2 separate regions of the Homo sapiens genome follow, and region 2 is linked to region 1. Evidence: chromatin loops called from intact Hi-C (ENCODE). Cell type or tissue: natural killer cell. All regions are shown on one strand. Each heading gives the region's core, and the rest is flanking DNA. Links, peaks and the distances in the headings are about the cores only. Region 1 overlaps LINC02442 (long intergenic non-protein coding RNA 2442). Region 2 has its middle 31 kb from the start of LINC02421.

Region 1 (2,923 bases), core at 303-2,802:
CAGCTTCATGACCAATAGAAAAAGACTAACCTCTTTCCCTGATATTAGACAGTCAACCCACCCTCACAATCATGTTCCACTGCTCCACACACAGGTATACTATGCAATCTACACAGAACCTCACAGCCTGCCATGCACACACTCATGTCTACACCCGCTCATACTACTCAGGAACACCCACCGTTTCTCTACGCCTACTTATTCATTTATTATTTGGACAAATATTTATGGTGTACCTACTCAGTTTCAAAAACTTTAATAGGTTCTGGGGATTCAAAGGTGAACAAGATAAACATAGTCCCTCCTTCAGGAGCTTTAAGCTCTAGTTTTGATAAGTGCTACACAGAAGTACATTTATGATGACACGTAAAGGTGGCATGTTACCTAATCCAGTGGGTCATGGAAGCCTTCTCTGAGGGAATTACTTTTAATCTGAGATATAAAAAATTAAGAGGATTGATCCAAGCATTAGAGCATTCTATGAAGAAAGAACCACAGGTGTAGAGCCCTAAGGCACGTCCAGATCCTACCCACCCTGCAAGACTCAGCTCAGTTTTCAACTTCTCATCAAGTTTTTCCCAACCTCTGGAGTCTATGTTGAAGAACTGCTTACTCTTCTGAACTCACTGACACTCTGACTCTGTACCATTTTCTTAAGCTCTTAGTCACCATTGTTCTTATCACCATCCCACCTTTTATCTTTATCTTGCCTAGACTGTATCAGGACAGAACCATGCTCTGTGTCTTGCAATCTTCATGAACATCTAACTCCTAGTAAAAGTGTCTTACAATCTTCATGAACATCTAGCTCCTAGTAAAAGCTCAATAAATATAAATTAAATGCATGTATGCATGACTGAATGTATGAATGAATAAATGGTCTTGGTCAATTCAAGTTCCATGCATGGCCATTCAGTAAGTCTCAACAGAGGCATCACAGCAGTACAGAAGATATTGTATTCTTGATATTTTTAAAAGATTATTGGCCGTGCATCTCATTAAATAAACCATAACCCCCAAATCACCCCCCTGCCCCACCCCCCCAAAAAAACATGAGGATGGATGAGTGGTCAGAAAAAGCTGTCTCTATTCATGGTGCTGTGAGAAGATCCTTTTCTACCTAATAGTTGTTAGGTTATATAAATTGGTCTCAAGAAAATCTCTAACTAGAATGTGCTGGATTCTGTTGGATATGATATGTTCTTAGTGAAAGAGAAACCACCTTAACTATCTCCAGGCAGAAGAATCCTTCAATAGAAGCCTGCTGAAGGATGTGTGGATAGGCCTGTGGACTCTCATGATAGCTAACCTCTTCCACCAACCAAAATAGAGAATTGACACCACCCGCCAGTTTGCAGTAAATTCTCATCCTGCTCCTGGGCCTGCAAACATTTTCACTGCTATGGCTTCCTACCTCCTCCACCTTTGTTCCTCAACCTCCTTGGAACCAACCTGCCAACTTCAGGCCAGGTGGTATCATCTTTCCCTCAAGAAAATTTTAAAATGGAACACACTCAATTTCTGTTTCCTACATCAAAAACCACCTCAATGAGTTTTTAGTTGATACTTATATTTGAAAGCTGGATGTGGTTGGGAGAAAATGTAAACCACAGAGAGGCAGCTGACTCAGAGAGGGCACAGGAGAAACTAAATTATTAACACCTTAGTTCCTGTTCTCTGAATTTTCCCATCCTCTGGATTTTAGATGAAGTGCCAGAATGGGAAGCATTTTAGTGATAGGTTCTTTGCTGTGAGTGCCAAACCAGAAGATATCCAAGCAGGCCTGGAATGAAGAGAGGCCCAAGGATAAACAGGAGCTCAGTTCAGTTCAATGTGTATTTATGAGCTCCTGCTAAGTTGCATACTCTGCACTGGGCACTAGAAATACAAAAATAAATAAAATATTGTCCCTGATTTAAAGGAGCTTGTGATCCAGTAGGGGATTCAGACGTGTCAACATGTGATTATTGTGCAATGTGGTAAGTGCAGTGAGAAACAGGAAATATGAAAGAGGAAAACATCACCCATCTCAGGAAGGATAGAAAAGTAGGTTGGTCTAGAGGGTTGAAAATGATTCTGAAATGATCGTACTAACATCATAACGATAGGTCACACTGCCACATAGCAACATAAAAAGTCTACATAAAAAGAGATCATGTGTTTTGGGGAAATAATTACTTAATTTCTCACCCAGTGGATCAAATGAGGAATTCCATGGCCCAAATGAAGCCAGAGTAATATGAAATGTAATTATTTTAATCGCTCAAAATTGGCAATGCACACAGCTCTCTGCTTAGACCCTGAAATTTGACTAAAGCCTTTATGAATTGCTTATGGAAAGGTTTACCAACCTCAGCACTAATGACATTTTTGGACTAGATAAGTTTTGTTGTGTGAATGTCCTGTGTATTGTAGGATGTTTAGTCTTTACCCATTAATGCCAGTGGCATCCACCATCTCCCAATTGGGACCAACTAAAATGTCTCAAATTGCTAAATGTCTCTTGGGGGGTGAAATCAATGCTAGTTGAGAACCACAAGTGAGGAAGTTTGTAGAAATGAACCCAATCATGTCTATTTAGTTCAAGATAATCAGTTCCTATCTAAGGCTGTGTTTAATAACCCAAACCCAGGAACTTGCCATCATCATTGTAGTTAAGCCTTTTCTTAGACAATTTCTACTTGAGACAGTGATAGCTGTGGCAGAAATTTCTAATTTCCTCCATTATACATTCTACTTCTCTCAGTCAACCTGGAAAAAGAACTCTCGATTTTTAGCTGGCCATCCGGAATAGACATTTCCTGGTCTTGCTGATGAGCTATAAGCAGAATTGGTGTGCACAGTTTCTAGGAATTTCCTTAAAGGGAAGGAATGTGTTCTTCTTCTTCAATTTCTTCCTTTTTCCACTTGATGTAGATGTAAT
Region 2 (2,923 bases), core at 246-2,745, 120 kb before region 1:
CATTGTGCAGAACAATGTATGTATCCAATATCTTTCCCACCCATGAGTACAGAACCACACCTGGTTTGTTCACTACAATATCAGCATTCCCCGAACAGTGTCTAACACACATTGTTGCTTGTTGAATGGAAGATTAATGACTTTTTAAGAGAATTTCCTTAATACAGCTGATTTTTTTTTGTCCTCATCAGTGGAGCTATATTTACCCGTTTTATCAGATATCTTTTGATATTGCAAGGCAGTTGTTTCAGGTAGACCAGCTTGCAGACAGGAGAGCTGAGAGCAAAATGCAGTGAGGGAGATGGAAATTAAGCTCCCTGAGGTCAAGAACTTTTATACTGCTTGCTCACAGTGCAAGGTGGTGCTGTTCAGATAACTTTATGTGGGTAAGTCATTTAATCCTCATAACAACTAATGAAGCACCTCACAAATGAGCTAACTGATGAGAAAATTAAGGCTTAGAGAAGTTTTATAACTCAAGTAGGGAATAACACTGCCAGGATTTAAACCCTAAGTATGAGTTTAACTATGGTACTATCTTCTTACCTCTGCACATAGTATGCACTTGAAAAATATTTGTGTAAGAGTACATAATGGACCTCTCCATCATACCTTGTGTTTCTCCTCCCCACTTCCCCACACAGGCATAATTGTGTACTTACGATCTGGTCTCAGTGGTGGCAGTGGGTGGGGGGAGCTGGGAGAAGGAGGGCAAGGGAGCCTTTTAGCCCAGCCTCCTAGTTTAGACAGGGTCGCAGACATGGACATTTGACATCATCCCCAAGTGAGATTATATGTGCAGTAACTTTCACTCGTCTGACTGGAGGGAGTTGTCCCTCACACAACCTTAAACTTGGGTCCCACTGCCTATAGTATACCCTGTAGAAATGCTTCTTTATGTTGAAATCTTTTGAAAAGCAAAATAATTACATTGCACTTACTTAAATGCATGTGTTAAGACTACTAATTTCTTAAACATAAACATTAAAAAGTATACCACAGTGTTTGTAAGTCTGTCTTGGCATTTCTTCACTTTCTAACACATCATGAGTATTAAAAATAAAAAAACGGAAGTGGCTCAGGCACTTCTACTTCAGAGAGACCCTGACTAATGCCTAAGAAGTTGGTTTCTGTGTGCACGGCAGGATTTTATCTCATGCCAACCAGGGGTGTAACTACTGCTACATGGGGAGACACAAAAAGCCCTTGGGCTAATGTGAATCAGTGAAACCCACAGAAAACTGAAAGCCTCATTCAATTTCAACTCTTTACCATGCAAGGCTTATTGCTAGGGTGGCTTTAAATAGTCACAGAAATGCTTGATTTTACTTTCACTTCCTTCCTTCCCCATCTCAAACCTCTGTAGAGGTTCTTAGGAGGTTTCGATGACTAAATCAGATGATAACAGCAACATCTTTCACTTAGACAGACTTTACAGAACCTTTCGGTTTGGTCTCCTTTGGTCCCCTCAAAAGCCCAGGCAACAGCAATGACTACTGTTGTTTGATAGTCCTGCTGACTAACAACCCCTTCTCTACCCCAAAAAATGTGGGAGTGACTTTTCCTTTCATTACAGAATACTAAACAGCCAAGAATGGATCTCATTCCCCGTGATGGGGAGAAGAAAAGCAATACAGTCCAAAGGCTGAGAACCTTAGTATTGCCTTAAAAGTGCTTTGCTTATTGATGCCTTCACCTTCAATTATATGGAAAATTTTTTAATGCAGTTTAACAATTTTACTGTTTTCATCTACTGAAAAAAAATCAATCCAACACTTCTTTCAACATGCACTATAAGCTTGTGAAACTGTCCATGTGAACGAGGTGAAGGAATCAATTTTTATTTATTGAAGAAACCAAAAGTGGGGTAGGGGTGGGAAGGAATACATTTGGCAGAGGATGAAGCCATGTTACTTCAAAAGGGGAAAAAAAGAATATAACATAAAAGGGAAAATATTTCAAATTTGTAAGGAAAAATTGTTTTCACCAGAAAAATTTCCTCATGCTCTCATTTTTGTTTGGCTTTGTCTACTCATGGCATTCCAAGCAATCTGTCTCTTAGCACCACAGCTGTGAAATATATGCACTTACGGAGACTTCCCGGTTAGCCTCTTCACATTTCACTGGGTTTCATTGTGTGCAATGTCTTGCCATTGACTCTCACACTGTGCTGTGTATACTGTTTCATAATTCTGTTTTACAGAATAGCATTTTCATCTAATAGAAGTTAACATAATAAGGGAAATGGTGACAATAATATATGGTCACTAAACCATATTGCCATTTTGGAACAGTTTATTATGTACACTATGATCCATGTTATTCTAAAAGAATGGATGCATTCATGAGTAAACATAAGTACAGACTTTATAACAGAAATTTGCCTCTACTAGATTAGGAGTTGGCAAACTTCTTTGTCAAGGGCTAGAGAGCAAATATCTTAAGCTTTGTGGGCTATGCTGTCTCTATCTCAACTACTCAACTCTGCCATAGCAGGGAAGGCACCCAGAGACAGTACACAATATATGTAGACAGTAGACAGTGGACAATATGCAATGAATGACTGTGGTTATCCTAAACTTTATTTACAAAAACACACGGCAGTCGTGTTTGTGACACAGAGATGTAGTTTCCTGACCTCTGATCTAGAAGATAGGTATGTTTGCAACCACAACACAAAGGCTGCCCTGAGACTCTAAGCACTAAACATCTGTTTGGCAATTTACCTGAAAAGTTGTGGTTTTTTTTTTTTTAAGTTAAAATTAAAATGACTTTTCTCCTGAGAAAATATTTAAAAGAGTAGGTTTTGGCAAGTAAGTTGAAGGACACACTAGTTATTTTTCTACATCACAATAAAATTAACATAAAACAGGTCATTGGAAATAAAAGAATTTTTTTTATACATTGAATACACTGCCAATGC

Evidence for each region. Hi-C counts contacts between places; a loop is a spot of excess contacts. Peaks named below come from ENCODE experiments on the same cell type or tissue, not always from the same donor. Only the 100,000 strongest peaks of a DNase experiment are listed, where the experiment ranks them.
Region 2: a loop joins it to region 1, with 2.3 times the contacts of the local background. A loop is called at or near these places in 1 of 110 quality-filtered maps.

What each region holds. Positions count from the first base shown.
Region 1 is chr12:67,578,196-67,581,118 of GRCh38, reverse strand. The region is part of intron 2 of LINC02442 (long intergenic non-protein coding RNA 2442); the gene reads left to right. Among named protein-coding and RNA genes, the nearest start is that of LINC02442, 10 kb to the left of the region's middle. In natural killer cell, for the core only: no CTCF peak of the experiment used is centred there; DNase peaks (open chromatin) are centred at 1,598 and 1,878; H3K27ac peaks cover 1,661 bases.
Region 2 is chr12:67,697,336-67,700,258 of GRCh38, reverse strand. No RefSeq gene overlaps it. Among named protein-coding and RNA genes, the nearest start is that of LINC02421, 31 kb to the left of the region's middle. In natural killer cell, for the core only: no CTCF peak of the experiment used is centred there; DNase peaks (open chromatin) are centred at 1,238 and 2,638; H3K4me3 peaks cover 841 bases; H3K27ac peaks cover 1,383 bases.